Linked DNA regions of Mus musculus: region 2 is linked to region 1. Evidence: chromatin loops called from intact Hi-C (ENCODE). Cell type or tissue: left cerebral cortex. All regions are shown on one strand.

The links. Hi-C counts contacts between places; a loop is a spot of excess contacts. Peaks named below come from ENCODE experiments on the same cell type or tissue, not always from the same donor. Only the 100,000 strongest peaks of a DNase experiment are listed, where the experiment ranks them.
Region 2: it touches region 1 in a loop (2.5-fold over the local background); 7 of 42 quality-filtered maps call a loop at or near these places.

What each region holds. Positions count from the first base shown.
Region 1 is chr17:65,703,139-65,711,138 of GRCm38, reverse strand. The region is part of intron 3 of Rab31 (RAB31, member RAS oncogene family); the gene reads left to right. Among named protein-coding and RNA genes, the nearest start is that of Gm35477, 65 kb to the right of the region's middle. In left cerebral cortex, CTCF peaks have their summits at 4,729 and 5,746; DNase peaks (open chromatin) are centred at 4,718 and 5,701.
Region 2 is chr17:65,832,268-65,840,267 of GRCm38, reverse strand. Ppp4r1 (protein phosphatase 4, regulatory subunit 1) reads right to left here. Exons shown (of 20, transcript NM_001114131.1): 14 at 7,129-7,314; 15 at 5,124-5,285; 16 at 4,185-4,285; 17 at 2,464-2,584; 18 at 2,244-2,378; 19 at 1,309-1,450. Among named protein-coding and RNA genes, the nearest start is that of Ralbp1, 49 kb to the left of the region's middle. In left cerebral cortex, CTCF peaks have their summits at 1,779 and 3,165; a DNase peak (open chromatin) is centred at 3,310; H3K27ac peaks cover 568 bases.

The DNA of each region.
Region 1 (8,000 bases):
ATAGACCCACAGGAAAGCTGGAATCCGGTGGACTGGGCACGCCAAAAACTCAGCATGTTCATTATTTAGAATTGAACGGGGCCGGGATATGGGGGAAGGGTCATTGCCTACAGCTGGCTTTGCTGTACAGACAGAGGAGGAAGCAGGTCTCCCGGTACCAGGTGGACCAGCACAGATTGACGGAGGAGGCATGCTTAGCTTGTCTTGGTAGGCGCCGTCTTCAGCTCTTAAACGTCTGCGTGGAGAAGCTATGGTGGACATATTCTGTGGACTGTTAACATTCACACAGGGAACAGAAGGGGTTAGCTTTCCCATTTCCGTTTCATGGTAGGAGAAAGCTTTGGCATTCCCCCAGTGGCCGGATGTTATGGGGTCACTGACATGGCCACGTGATCCACATGCGTTCCCTCTACGCAGGGCTTTCTCTGCTTCCTACAGAGAATGGTCTAGGAAAAGAACCCAGTGGGGTACCCACGACTGTGGGAGTCTCCTGCTTTTCTTCCCTCACAGCTCTCTTTACCCATCCTAGACTCAGTCAAAGCTGGAGCCTTTTTCTTTGGTCTCATTGCCCAATTGCCCTGGGACCAGCGGAACTGGGCTTTTAATCTTTCTGGGAAAGCCATGTGCTGTCTTGGTGGTTAGAAGCCACATATCAGAGCATACTTGTGTCTGCCTTTGCTTCTTTGTCCCTTGTTGGAATGTGGAATATTACTTGGCTCCCTTCTTTTTCTGAAACGTCTAGTTCACACACAGCATATTTCATCTGTCTAGACTGTCAAGTTCTGTGGGGTCTGCAGTATTCAGAATTATGCAACTGTTACTATAGTCAGTTTTGTTTTTGTTTTTAGAACATTTTTGTCTTCATGGAAAGAAACTATAGACACATTAGATGCTCAGTGTTAGTTTCCCTGGTTTACCTCCTCTTCTTCATCCTTCTCCTGTCTCCTTTCTCACTGCAGCCTTCTCCTCCTCCTCCTCCTCCTCCTCCTCCTCCTCCTCCTCCTCCTCCTCCTCCTCCTCCTCCATGGATTTTGGGATCCAACCTTGGATCTCACACATACTAAGTCTATGTTTTCCCTTGAGATACCGAGGGGGAGCTCCTTCACTTGCTTGATGTTTTAGACAAATGGATTATACAACTTGTGGATTTGTTGTTGTTGTTTTGTGACTGGCTTCTTTCACTTAGCGTATTGTTCATTTTTATCCAAGTATGGCAGCACAAGTAAGTATTTTTCTTGTCTGTGCTGAATAACAAATAGCCCATTGTATTGATAGGTAAGTTGAGTATCCTTTCTATGAAATGTTTGATATTGGAAATGTTTCAGATTCCTGAGCATCTGAATATAGCAATATTTGCATAGATAAAATGATAAGTCTTGTGGATGGGGCCTGTGGTGGTTAATCTTGATTGTCTACTTGACAGAGTTTGGGATCACCCAGGGGACAGACCTCTGGGTATGTCTGTGAGGGAGGGTATGGAGAGGAAAGAAGACCTGCCTTGAATATGGATGGCAATGTTCCAGGGTCTGGGGGTCTATGGTGCTACAGGCTGCCTTTGCTCCCAGCACTTAGTAGGCAGACAGGTGGATCCCTGGGATTCAATTCCAATCTAGTCTGCATAGCAAGTGTCAAACCAGCCAAAGTCACACAGTGAGCCAGGGACCAGCATTCACCTCTTTTGCTTCTAACTGTAATGTCGCTGGCTGTCCCTGTTCCTGTCACCACGAGGGGAGTGTGCCCTCAAACTGTGAGTGAATTGTCAAGTGTTACCATGCGTGTGAGCAGTGTAAATCTGAACCCACATTTAAGCATAAGACTTATGTATGCTTCATATCTGTCTTCTATGTGCAGCCTGGAGATAATACTGTATTTATTTTTACTGGACTTCCACCTTGTGGCACCATGTTCGTATTCCATCTTCAACTATTGGAATACTTTGGATTTTCAGAGCCTGTTCCATAGACTGTTTATCTGTCTATCAACTGATGGACATTTGGGTTAGTTCCACTTTGGGCTGTCATGGGTAATTGTGCTGTAAACATTTATATACAAGTTTCTGTGGGTGTGTGTTACTTTAGTATCACGGGTTATACAGTATCTATGGTAACACAGAAGAAACGCCAAGCTGTTGTTTCTCAAAGTGGCTTTGCCACTTTAGCTTCCACTGGCAATGCCTGAGGTTGTAACTACCCCCACCCTCCATCAACACCAGTCAGTGTCACCAAGATGCACGCCTGTTTTCTTCCAAGCTTTTATGATTTTTACCTTTTGCGCATCTGATATGAAAGGAATCCAGCCTCTCACTTCATGCATCTGGCACAAAGTGGGGCTTGTTAGAAAGACAACTCTTTGTCCAGTTAACTGCTGGGCACCTTCCCTGGGAAGCAGCTGGCCACAGACAGGAGGCTTTCATTTTGGACCCTGAGGGAACTTCCTTTGACCTAGATTCGTATCTCTCACCAGGTGCCTCCCCGTCCTTGGGACTGTAGCTTGGTAGAGAAGTGTGAGGTCTCTAATTTTGGTCTTTTCTGAGCTTGTTTAGACTAATCTGAGCCCTTTTATTTCCACTTAAATCAGCCTTCACAAAATCAGCTTTCAAGCTTCTAAAACTTAATTTTTTAAATTGTATTTTATTGTGTTGTTCTCTCATATGTGTGTTTATGTGTACTGAAGGCCAGTACCTTTACCAGGTGATGCATTAATTTTTTTTAGTGTATAGAATAATGGATTTCATATATATGTATATATCTTTGTGATTTACTTATGTTCATCCAACTGTTATCCTCTTGTGATACACACACACACAGTATTTATTAGAATAGCTTATAGGCCTGTGGTCCCACTGATCCAGCAATAGCTGTCTAACTATAGAAAGTCTAATAATCCAGTAGTTGTGACCTCATCTGACCCCATGACCTATGACGCCCCCAATCTTCCTTCCCAAAAGCCATCACAATGATCAGATGTCTCAACTGCCATTCAGCACACCCTGAAGTATATCCCAAAAATGTAGACTTTAATGTCATAAAGAGAGCATGTGCAAGCAGGCAAAGAGAGTTTTCCTCTTCCATGCCCTCTATCCAGGCTGCTACCAGAAGATGTGGCCCAGATTAATGGTGGATTTTCCCACCTCAAAAGATCAGGATTAAAGGTGGGTCTTTCCACTTCAAATTGTTTAGTTAAGGAAAATCTCTCTTAGGTGTGCCCAGACCCTTGGGTTTTTAGCTGGTTCCAGATGTTGTGGAGTTGACAACCCAGAACACCCACCACAGAGAAAGCTGCTGGTTCATAAAGTTCTGCTGTTTATTTCCCAGTTGGTTTAAGAACCATTTGTTCCTTTCTGCCTCCCCAGTGTGTATTAGAAGTTTATGTATTTCCTGAGCCGATACAATTGAATCTTCCCTGGTTGTCCTTTGATGTCTTCTCCCATTTAATCCGTTGCTGCTGCATTGCTGGCTTGCTGGCCACCAGCTGCTTGGTTTGCATTTGCCTTGCAGTGCCTCTGTCCTTCGGTGACTTTAAAAGATGGCTTTGGAGGGCACCTCCCTCTTGCCTGGCACTTGCTAACTACTGATCTGCTTCCTTGACTTTCAACCTCAGGGTTGAAAGGCTATGGTCCTGGTGGTCTGTCTGTTTGTGAGTCAGGATTTTCTTTTTATCTTGCACCTTTTAATACTGTCTCTTTCTCCTGTAGTCTGGGCCTTTCCGCTGTGACGTGTCACAGAAGGTTCTTCTCGGGCCACGTCCACTTGAAGTTCTAGATGCTTCTTGTTCTGGAGTAAGATTACCGCTCCAGATTTGGGTAGTTCTGCTACGGTTTCATGGCTGAGCTTTCGATACATTCATTTTTTAGTACTTGACTGCACTCTCTTTCTGAAGCAAACTTAGGAAAAGATTTTTACTATAGATTTAAGTATGGGTACGTATGGGTATTAAGAGAGGTCATAGAAACATGTACGAGAAAGCTGGTGTGTAGTACATGCCCAAGAAAGGCTGTGGGTCTCGCCTGTTCCCCCACCGATGTCTCCCTGAAATGTACTCTCAAACTTGTCGTCTACATCTGATATTCCCTCTAGGGTTTGATCTCGTGGACGGTGGGGACTGGCCATGGGCCATGTTTTTCTACTGATTGAGGTTTTTCATTTTTAACCTCCCCCTTATCCTCTCTCTCTCTCTCTCTCTCTCTCTCTCTCTCTCTCTCTCTCTCTCTCTCTCTCCCTCTCTCTCTCTCTCTCTCTCTCTGTTTTCTTCTTTGGTGTTGAATTTCTCATCTGGGTTACCTACTTTCTCACCTGAATTTCTATCCAGATCTTGAATTGATTTTTCTAATCCATTGATCTCCTTGTATCCTTGTTGAAGTCAGTTTTATAAGTAGAGTTTTGAATTCTTTGTCGTTTCATCCATTTCATGATTTTTTTTTTAATATGGCATAGAATTCAGGATCTTTGGGAATACTGTCTGACCTTGATTTTGTTGTTGTTTCTTGTGGTTTTTCTATCACAGTTTGGGTAACTGTGGGCTACAATGGATAATAAATAGCTCTTTTGAGTTTTATTTTGGGGTCATCCTAGATCATCTCTCTGAGAATGCTATTATTCCAGGACTGCTGGGAAAGAAACTGCTATTCCAGCAACAAACAAGGTGCGATCTGCCAGGAGAGTCTGTCCAAGCCAGCAAGTACCAGGCCTTTTCAGGGCCTTCTCTTTCTCTGTGTACCAGGAGCCTCTGCTGGCCATACTTCGCTTTGCAGCCTGTGGGTGAGGCAGGTCCTCCCAGACTTCAGAGATTTCCGGTTGGTACCCCTAGGCTGGCTAATGTCTCAAGTATGTTGTGTAGTGGGGAACGCAAGCAGATCCACTGAGGACTGTACTGTAGGGTCAGGTTTTGTGCTCCCCCAGTGCAGCTGCAGTCACCCCGCAGAGAAGATTGAGCTATGAAGTCCAAACACTCTCCTGGAACTTGAGTTCTTACGTCACCAGTAGCGAGCCCCCAAACAGATAGCTAGCTCCCAGAGTTTGGAATGTCCACTGGCATTAGGCTCAGCACGATCATTCTCTGCAGTTATCCCTCAGGTGAGTCTGGCCCCAGCAACCAAGGGTCAGGACTGCTGACCACAGTGCCCTTCATTGCTGAATTCCTCAAGATATCTGCATTGGACCTTCTTCTCTGCAACCACCTTCCATGGCTGACTACTAGCCAAGTGCCGCAGCAGGTTGTAGGTTTCTATTCTGTGATGGTTCTACTCTCTCAGGCTCTGGGATTACCTTGGTCTGAAACAACAGGTTTCTTCCGGTATGACTCAGGCACAGAGTGGCAAAATGGTCCTTGTCCTACTTTGTTTTCTGAACTGAGACATCGCAGCAGAAACTCAGGCAGTAACTGAAGCAAGAACCATGCTGACTGGCTTGCTGTCTGGCCCACCCTCAGCGAGTTTACTTATGTAGTAGCCCAGACCCACCCGCCTAGGGGATGGTGCTACCCACAGTGAGCTGAGCCTTCCCCCGTCAATCACTGGCCTGATTGGTGCAACCCCTCAGCTGAGGTTCCCATTTCCTAGGTGTCCCTAGGTTGTGCCAAGTTGACAGGAAAACCTAAGTCTTGGGCCTCTGCTCAAATGCTGCCCTGTTACACAGGATGACTTCCTGTCTTCTCAACTTAATCCAAGACTCACAAGAACCATTTGCTTGTCTGTTTAAAGCGTTCAATGGGCTCCTTTTGGATGAGGCTTCTGTTTGTCTTCCCCTGCTGGGAAATCGGAGAATTTAACTTACACGTGCAGGGAAAAAGTAATTTCAGTGGTAACCCTATGATGATGCTCAGTATGTGTTTCCAAGGCCTTGATAGAAGAGTTGAGGTGGGGAGTGGGTTGTGGCCCCTGTGTGTGCATCTGTGACACCTGTGTGACTCCAGTGTGTGCAGCTGCTACCCTTGTGTGTGCTGCTTGTGACCACTGTGTGCGCAGCTGTGGCCCCTGTGTGTGCATCCGTGAAACCTGTGTGTGCATCGGTGTGCACATCTGTGACATTTGTATGTACATCTGTGACTTCTATCCATGTGTCTGTGACCCCTATGTGTGCATCCGTGTGGCTGGGAGCTTGTTGAAGACCTCTGGCTCCCTTCTTTACCATGAACAATTCTGGCCCATGTTAGACTGTCATCCCACTCTACGAGGGCATTTCCCAGTTTCATACTCAGGGCAGAAGGAACAGGAAGAACGAAGGAAAAGACACGTCCCACTCTCTACGATACTCTTTGCTCTTACTGTGCATTCTCTAAATGCACTGAGTGTCAGCTGCATCTGCTGGCATGGGAGGGTAATCTGGGGTGACGGCAGAAACAGAATCGTAGGGCAAAGTCCAGCTCAGGCATCCCCACAGCTTCGGCTCACTACATATCTTGATATGCCCTAAAAAACAAACAAACAAACAAACAAACAAAAAAAAACCCAAAACCCAAAAACCAAAACAAAACAAAAAAAAACCCAAAAAACCAGGCAGTAAAAAGTAGAGAAATGGCGGGAGAGGTGACGCCCAGCTATAGTCCAAGTGCTCAGGAGACTGATGCAGGATTGCCACAAGTTAGAGTCTAGCCTGGGCTACATAGTGTGAGACCTTGTCTCAGTAAACTGAACAAGGAAGTGAAGGGGAGCTGGAACGGGGAGGGAGGAAAGGCAGGAAGTGAAGGTTGGATGAATATGGCCATGTTATGAGGACCGGCTAAAGGAAAGCAGCAAGGGCTTGCAGCTGGAAGAACTGCAGTAAGAGGCGTGGGGAACGAAGCAGCCCCCTGCCGAGGTGGCCTCTTTGGCTCAGCTCCAGTCCTGCAGGACGCTTAGGAGTATTTACCACCGTCTTTGAAGAGCTCTCTCTACCTGGTCTCTCCAAGGTGACCTGAACTACAGAGCACAACAGCAAGCCCTGAGCAGTCGTCCTGTTTGGGCCTGATCTGGCCTGCTGTGCTTGACTCTTGTCGGAACCAAGGCTACTGCAAGGTCAGAACAGTGTTGTCTTGGCGCTGTTAGCCTTGAAGATGGATGTGGTGTCCCGGTCAGGTCATCAAGACTATCTAGTCCTTAGTGATGAGGATGCCTGATGTCTCCTGTGAACAAATCCTCCTGAAAAGATGCTGTGTCTGCCGAGACTGATGGCCTGATGAGGGTTCCAGCTGTTCTATGGGGAGGTTGGAATGTAGCAAGTCCAGACACTGCTTGCCTTATTTTCGACTAGTTCAAACCTCAGAATAGCTATTCCCTGACCAACTCTGTGTCAGAGCAAACACCCTGTGACTAATAACCTCTTGGAACCTAGCCACTTAACAGACAACTAGCTTCTGCCAGCCCCAAAGCTCATATAATGTCTTGGGTCTATAGATAGAAGCTTCTCTTATCTCTTGCCTGACTCTCTGATGTACCCGCCAACATATTTTAAACTTGTCTTGATTTATGACTTTGTTCTGTAAAATTATTAAAAAAAAAAAAAAAACTAAACAAAACTGCTTCCAAATTGCAAGTGGGATTTGGAGTGATCGAAATCTGTGGTCCTCAGCCTGTGGTCACTCAACCTGGCTGCAGAAGAAACTCTCATTCCCTTTAAGATGAGAGCCCTGGTTTTTGTTTTGCTTCAACACTACCGAGTCAAGTGTGAGTTTGACCCAAAGTAAAGGAGGCAGATACAAAACAAAGGCAGAGTGTCAGGCCTTTCACCCAGTCCTTGTGGGCTCAAGTGTGGAATCAGCCTTTTTAGCAAAAACGGGTTTGAGGCAACTATTATCACGAGGTATCATTTTGGACTTTTAGGAAATTCCTAGGCTAAATTGAGGCTCATGACCTTACGAAGCATGCACCCCTTCAACAGAACACATGTTTATCCGTGTATGATATCCCAGCTCATGGAAGATTCTAGTTCTTTGTACCTTCTTCTCCTTCTCCTCCTCCTTCTCTTCTTCATCTTCCTTCTCCTTCTCTTCTTCCTCCTCGTTATTTATTATGATTATCATCATCA
Region 2 (8,000 bases), 130 kb before region 1:
TACTCTACATTTCTTCCATATCTTGTCCATGAGCTCACACACTCAACTTCATGTGGCATTTGGAGAAGGCAGTCACAGTACTAAAACCAACAAAACACATACTGCCAGGTGCCTGGCTCCTACTTAGAGAACGAAGGGAAAGACGAGCCTCCTACCTCAGCCACAATGCCCACAGTCAAGTGCAAGCTGCAGGGAGTGTCTTCACGACGGGCACGCCAGCCCTGTGTACATGGAGCCAGAGGCTACCTTGTGTACTTGGCACCCTCGTTTGACCCTGCTGAGGAGCTTGGCTGCTTCCCATTATTTACGTTCTGAAATGTTGTATATGTATGAATGTACTGTGTGTGTATGGAGGCCAGAACTGGCACTCAGTATTTTCCCTTGACTACTTTCCACATTGTACTGGCTGGCTCTGTGTGTCAACTTGACACAAGTTGGAGTCATCAGAGAGGAAGGAGCCTCAGTTGAGGAAGTGCCTCCATAAGATCCAGCTGGAGGTATTTTTTCAATTAGTGGTCAATGGGGGAGGGCCCAGCCCATGGTGGGTGGTGCCATCCCTGGGTAGGTGGTCCTTGGTTCTGTAACAAAGGCTAAGTAAGCCATGGGAAGCAAGCCAGTAAGCAGCACCCTCCATGGCCTCTGCATCAGCTCCTACCTTCAGGTTCCTGCCCTGCTTGAGCTCCTGTCCTGACTTCCTCCAATGGTGGTCTATGATCTGGAAGTGTAAGCTGAATAAATTCTTTCCTCTCTAACTTGCTTTTTGGTCAAGCAATAGAAAACCTAAGACTGTGAAACCATCCCCCCCCTTTTTTTTGAGACAGGCTTTCTAACTGAACTTTAAGCTTGTCAGTGCCTAGATGGCCACTCAGTTCCAGAGATCTACCCAACTCTGCCTTCCAACACATGCACACTATCACAACCCACACGTTTATACAGGTTCTTGGGAGCAAATGCAGATCCTCTTGCCTGCAGAGCAAACACTTTACAGAATGAACCATCCCCCCAAACACCGTATCACCAAAATTACAAGATTTAAGTTAGAAAAATGCCCTATGTCCAGAATAAAAGACTTTCACCCAAACACCAGTGTCTTCATTAAAATACCCTCCCAACTCCCACTTTTGTTTTTCAAGACAGAGTTTCTTTGTGTAGCCTTGGCTATACTGGATCAGGTTAGCCTCCAACTCACAAAAACCCATGTGCCTCTCTGTGTCTGCCTTCCAAGTGCTGGGATTGAAGGTGTGTGTCATGCTTGCCTGGCCTCTGTGACCCTCTTTACTGCTCATACATCCTACCAGCACCACCCACCTTTCTCCAGCAGAGTCTGTCGCAGGGTTTTCGCAAGCAGCACTCTAACATTGGGAACCCTGTCATTTGCCAAGGTCAGCAAATGTGGCATCAAGTGCACAGCAAACTGGTCCATGGGGAGGCAGTCGTCTTCAATGACAGTCTGGCGGGAGAGACAAGTGTGACTGTCAGCCCAGCCATCACCAAGCACAAGATGGGAACCCAGACAATACCATACGATGCTTCAGGACATTTTATGATGTTCCATCAGAGTAAATCCATTTTATTTCTACTAGAAATGGTACCCCTGCCCGTGGTGGTGGTAAAAGCAGTTGGAAGTTCTTATCTTTGAGTCTCTCTCTTTTTTTTTTAAAGAATTATTTATTATATATGAGTACACTGTCACTGTCTTCAGACACACCAGAAGAGGGCATTGGATTCTATTACAGATGGTTGTGAGTCACCATGTGGTTGCTGGGAATTGAACTCAGGACCTCTGGAAGAGCAGTCAGTGCTACCAACCACTGAGCCATCTCTCCAGCCCCTATCTTTGAGTCTTAGGGTTATCATAAGGTAAATTTCAACTGCCTTCCCCCATTCCATTTAGGTCATTTAGGTCAGGATCCTCTCTGTCCACTTCTCAAGTGCTGAGAATCCAGGTGCACTCTACCATGCTTGGCTTTAAACAGACCCAGGGCAGCCAGCGCATACATTGATTTCCAACCTGACTTCTGGTGGGCACTGTGATGTATGGAGGGAGTTGTGGCACACGTGGCTATGTGCCTATGCCAGCTTGAGGACGTGCTGGCTGAATGAAACCAACAAATGCCTAACTTGGAGGAGCATGCAACCTCATGAAAGACAGCCAGAGAGCAGCGTCAGTTTCTCATGATTATAGGGGAGAGAGGCAGGACTGGGAGGAGTCTCACGAGCAGGGCTCCCCAGGCCTTCCCTACCTGGCAGACAAAGACAAAGGCTTGCCGACCAGACCATTTTGGACACCTGCCAAAATTCTCTACCAGCTCATTGATGAGATCTACTCCGAAGGTTGGTGGTGTTGCTGTGTGGAGTTTCTTCACCATTTCACTGACCTAGAAGGAAACATAATGTAAGGCTTGTCTCCTGTCCTCGGAACGGACACACCACAGATGCAAAGGCCAACAAGCACAAACATACCAACTTGTAGGAAATCCAGCGGACTGAAGAAACTTTGTCTGCACACAGATTCAGAGCGATGGGTCGTAGGTAATCATAAACATCTCTGGGACTGTATAACTCCAGAAGTAAAATCAGCTGTCTGCAGAGACACAAACAGCAACAAAACGATCAACCCGAGGTTTAAAAATGAGACATCAGGGGGCTGGTGAGATGGCGCAGTGGGTAAGAGCACCCTTCTGCTCTTCCGAAGGTCCGGAGTTCAAATCCCAGCAACCACATGGTGGCTCACAACCATCCATAAAGAGATCTGACTCCCTCTTCTGGAGTGTCTGAAGACAGCTACAGTGTACTTACATATAATCAATAAATAAATCTTTAAAAAAAAAAAAAATGAGACATCAGCTAATTATTTAGATACTCTGTAACCAAGCTGACTTTTGTGCTGGGCACCCTCCAGGCTGGAATACACAGAAGGGGGCTTCCATGCCTGTAGTTTCCCCAGGAACACTGTGTGCTGCAGGGCTGGGGATAGCGATTTGTGTGCAGTGTGGCTGTACTGTGAGTTGGGGCCCCATGATCCTCAGTGGCATGGTATGGTGCATGTGAGTGTATGTGTGCACTTAGTGTACTGAGCACAGCTACTCTGACTCCATGCTCACACACAGGTACTTCCCTGTTTCCCTCTCCTGTGTTGGGACAGTAGCAATACCAGATCATTTCCACTTCCAGCCACTAGCATCATATGCTAAAAAAGCAGTTTCTCATATTACACATCGCCAACAAAATAAACTAAAAGCGTTTAGGAATAGAAACAGAGCAAAATGTTTCTTTATCTGTTCACTGGCACGTGGACTCCCTCCTACACTGGCTTAGAAGGCAGGGTGACTCCACCAAGGCACACATGAGCTCAGTGGAAAACTGGAGCATGCAGCAGGAGCCTTCCAAGCACTCAGTGCTCAAGACTCCAGCAGGGTTTGCTATGGGCAACAGGGTGAGCTGTTGACATTAAATCCCAGAGAGGCAAGCCCCTGGGGACACAAACTGCATCACCTGAGGGATGAGTGTGTGCAAGAAGTACTTTCCAAAATGTGATAAAAACCCAGATGAGCTGCAGTCAGCAAGCAGACAGCTCACAACCACCTGAACCCCAGTTCCAGAGGGTGCCACCCCTTTTTGATGCCTACAGGCACCAGGCACACGTGGTACACAGATAACACATGAAGACAAAACAACATACATATGTAAGGTTAAAAATGGATGTTAAAAATGCAAGTCAGCACAGCCTACTACTGGGGAGAGGAGACAGGCCTGCACGTGCAGAAGGCTGGCCACAGGCAGCCACAGCTGGGTGCCAGGGAGGGGACAACCTCTGAGAAAGCCCAGGAGCCAAAGGCCTGCAAGGACTAAGGCGAGCCAGAGGGGAGACTCCCCAGTACATATGTGCACGCACCAGTACTTGAGCGCAGGGACGGCTGGGAGCCAGGGATGGGACAGAACACCAGAAAAGGCCACCTGCAGTAACTCCCCAGCCCACCTCAGCCACAGTGCATGGACAGCACCCTGCCAATGGATGCCCATTAATACCCAACTCCATGGAAGCCAGGGCAGCAAGGCAGGTAAGATGAGAAAGGATGAAGCCCCAGGACGTGAGGGGCATGAGGCCAGGAGGAAGCATAAAAAGGTAGAGATGAGAGAAACCTACCCCTACAAGACAGTGCCAATAAGCTGTTAAAACTTACTCTGCCAGTTCAGCTCGAAAGCGCCAATTTCTACTGTTGTCTGTCACCAAAAACTCCTGGAGCTGATAAAGGTACTCTCTTCTTTTATCAATGTGAAGAAGCTGAAGTAACAAAACAAAATGCTTTTATTAACTAAAATATATAGTAATTATCCTAAAGATACATGGCAGCTCTATTTCACTGTGAGTGTCTGTGCACACACACCACATAGGTACACACACATGCAGAGGCCAGAAGAGAACACTGTGAGTTAGCAATGGTGCTAAGTTTATTCCTGAGACAAGGTCTTTCACTGCCTTTTTTTGCTAGCTGGCCCATTACCTCCTGCAATGTGCCCATCTTTAGTGCCCATGCCTGGGGTTTGGAATGTGAGCTCCATCTTTTGCTCCCCCATCCCTTCCCTGTTTGAGAAGGAGAGCGTGGGCTAGAGAGCCCGCTGGGCTGCTAAGTGCTCAAGTGGTAAGCACCGGGGCTCTGGCAGTGGGCGATGACTACAGTTCCAGGGACCCAGACACCTCTTCTGACCACTACACATTCTGCACATACATACACTTAGGACGGACAGACAGACACACGACTCCTATGTGGTGTACAGATGAGGATAGGAAATCCACAGCACTCAAAGCTTTGCCTTTCCAGTGTCTCACTAACTACCTTGTGGAATGGCTGATTCTCAAGGAAATCGAGCAGACCCCATACAAAGGTGAGCAACCTTAATACCACAATGGACAGTGTCCACATCATTTTATCCTCAAGCTGCAACACACTTAGAAAGGCGTGTCATACACAGCTAACAAAAACTTTTGGCTATATTTCTTTAGTAAGAAACACTGCCAGCACAATAAAATAAAATAAAAAAGAAAAGGAAATCAGAATTTAGACTTAAATAGACTTTTAGTATATATTTTATGTATTTATGCAAAAGGATTTAGAAGTTACCTTCAGAAAGTCATGCAAGTGTTTAAGAACACCTATCCTGACTTCATCGAGGTCTTTTAAAAATCCATTGAAGATTGGAACCAGGTCTGCAGCTGTCAGCTGGTCCCCAAGGATCACTGCAAGCTCATGGATGGAGAAGGCTAGAGTCCTTCGAACTTTCCACTGTAGGAATAAAAATCACTGTGAGAGATCTAAGCACAAAGTGCTGTGTACTCTGAACAGTAGTAATCTCAGACGTCCAACCAGCAACAGGAAGCTGATAGCTCACTGCGCTAGACTCACTGATCCCAGTTGACAGCAAAGACCTGAATCCAGGCAATGTTCTCCAACCTGCGTCTCCCCCACAACCCCCACAACCCCACATTTGCTGGCACCCACATGCGCATATATACTTAAAAAAATTACATCATGCCTTTAATCCCAGAACTTTGGGAGGCAGATGCAGTTGGACTTTTGTGAGTTTGAGACCAGCCTGGCCTGAGTATATACAAAGTCCCAGGTCAACCAGGGCTACAGAGTTGAGATCTCATCTTCAAACAAAACCAAAAAAAAAAAAAAATCACATCAGATTAGAATTAACAGATATCAAGTTTAAAATTCTACCATGTGTCAAAAGTTGTGATTTTTTTTTTTTTTTTTTTTTTGGTTTTTCGAGACAGGGTTTCCCTGTGTAGCCCTGGCTGTCCTGGAATTCACTTTGTAGACCAGGCTGGCCTCAAACTCTGAAATCCGCCTGCCCCTGCCTCCCGAGTGCTGGGATTAAAGGCGTGCACCCCAGCCTATTTTTTTTTTTAAAGATTTATTTTATTTGAATACATTGTTGCTGTCTTCTGACAAACTAGAAGAGGGCTTCAGATCCCATAACAGATGGTTGTAAGCCACATGTAGTTGCTGGGATTTGAACTCAGGTCCTCTGGAAGAGCAGCCAGTGCTCTTAACCACTGAGCCATCTCTCCAGCCCGTGATAAATTCTCAAATCCCTCTATGGTACTTACTGTTTCCTTTTCCCTTGTGAGGGAAAACATGTTTGGGAGTCACTACTAACTTGTGCAGTTCTTTGACCACTGACCCCTGAACTGCTGCTGGCCACTTGTATTAAACATTATCCTGTGTCACCCATACAACGCTTCCCTCCCGAGTCTTGTACTGTGTTATCTTGGAGAAAACCCAAAACTTATTTGTACAGAACTGGTAATTTAAGAAACAAAAATAAAGAGTCCTCTGTGTGTATAGCACACACTCACTGGTAAACCTGTTTGTGGTAACTCATCTGAGAGAGACAAAAGCAGACATGTCCTGGAGGAGGGACTACAAAGACAGGGCATGTAAGGGCTAGAGTGCAGAGAGTCTGAGGACTGCTGACAGAAGACAGAACCCCAAGATGAACTGGGCCCTGGGCTTCCTTCCCTGCCCAAAGCCACAGTGAGGAAGCTGGAAGGCCTTTTTCCCAGGAAGCTGAGCCAAGCCCTGGTGTCCTGACTGGGTAGTGAGCATTTACTACCTGTGCGAGCCAGGCCCAACACTGCCTTCTCAATAATAAGGTTACAGCTTAATAACTAACAGAACAGGGTCTTTATTATTGGCTTTTTGTTTACTGAACAAGGGGTACTGAAGTCAAAGCCTTGAAAAAGAGAAGAAAAGCCAGATGTCCACACAACCCTTTATTCTGTATGCTTTCAAGGGATGTGTGCATTTCAAATCTCTGGGCACCCAGGCACCAAACCTCAGGCCCAGTATACAGCTCTGTTAAGGTGTGAGAAATGAGCGCTTTCAGCAGGACTGCTAGGGAGGTACCATATCTTTTAGTCTCTAGCATCACCTATGATAAACTTGGACGATACAGGACTACAATGACAAGTGCTTTCTGGTACTGCTTTAAGCTGTCACAGTTCTCTGTAACACCAACCACTTGTTGGGACACAGAAGTCTTCAGATTGTGAAAACCAAATAAAATAAATAAAATAAAGCCATATGCTGCCTTCCAGACTCTTCAGTGCTCACTCACCTGCATGTCCGACGCTAGGGTCTCGTAAGTCTCCCTCAAGCAGTGCCAGTTCTGTCTGCCAAGAGTCAGGGCCACACCCGGCAGACTGTATGCACAGTGCTTAGCGATCTCAGTGTCAACTGTCTGTGCTCGAGAAGGGTCGGTCATTGACAAGTACTGATCCAGTAACGCTTGTGGTACAACATCCTAACCAAAAAAAAAAAAAAAAAAGGGACATAGCACATTTGAACATTCAAATAAATTATCAGCAGGTTAGACATAAATGTGACTAATTTAAAAATATATCAATACTAATTCCAAAACCTGAGATATCTAGTGCCTGAGAAGGGATTACCAGGGTCTTGCTGGCCAACTAGTTTAGCCAGATTGGTGTACTCCAGGATCAGCAAAAGACCTGGTCTCAAAACAAACAAACAAACAAACAAACAAACAAACAAACAAAAAACCAGGTAGGGAGTGGTTGAGGAAGACATTCAAAATCAACCTTTGGCCTCCACACTCATTGCACACACATGTCAAAACATACACTAAAAAAATAGCATGTACTAAGCAAATGTATATATGTGTGCACACATACATATGTAAATAAAAAGCCTCTTAAAACAGGTCAGAATTGCTGTCACTAAATTGAAAAGTACATTATGAAGGAGGCTATGGTGAGTCTCCTTGAGTTTCTGCCATGACCATATCATTACCAACATGCTTCCTGGCAAGGGTGTGACAGTGTGTGCCAGTCCTTCAGCACTCGGAAGGCTGAGGCAGGAGGATCAATTCTGAAGCCAGCTTGGACTAGATGTTGTACCAGAAGTATGTCAAAATAAAGAAAAAGTTGAAGCCACATTCCTTCTATGGTAACTGTAAACTTACACTGG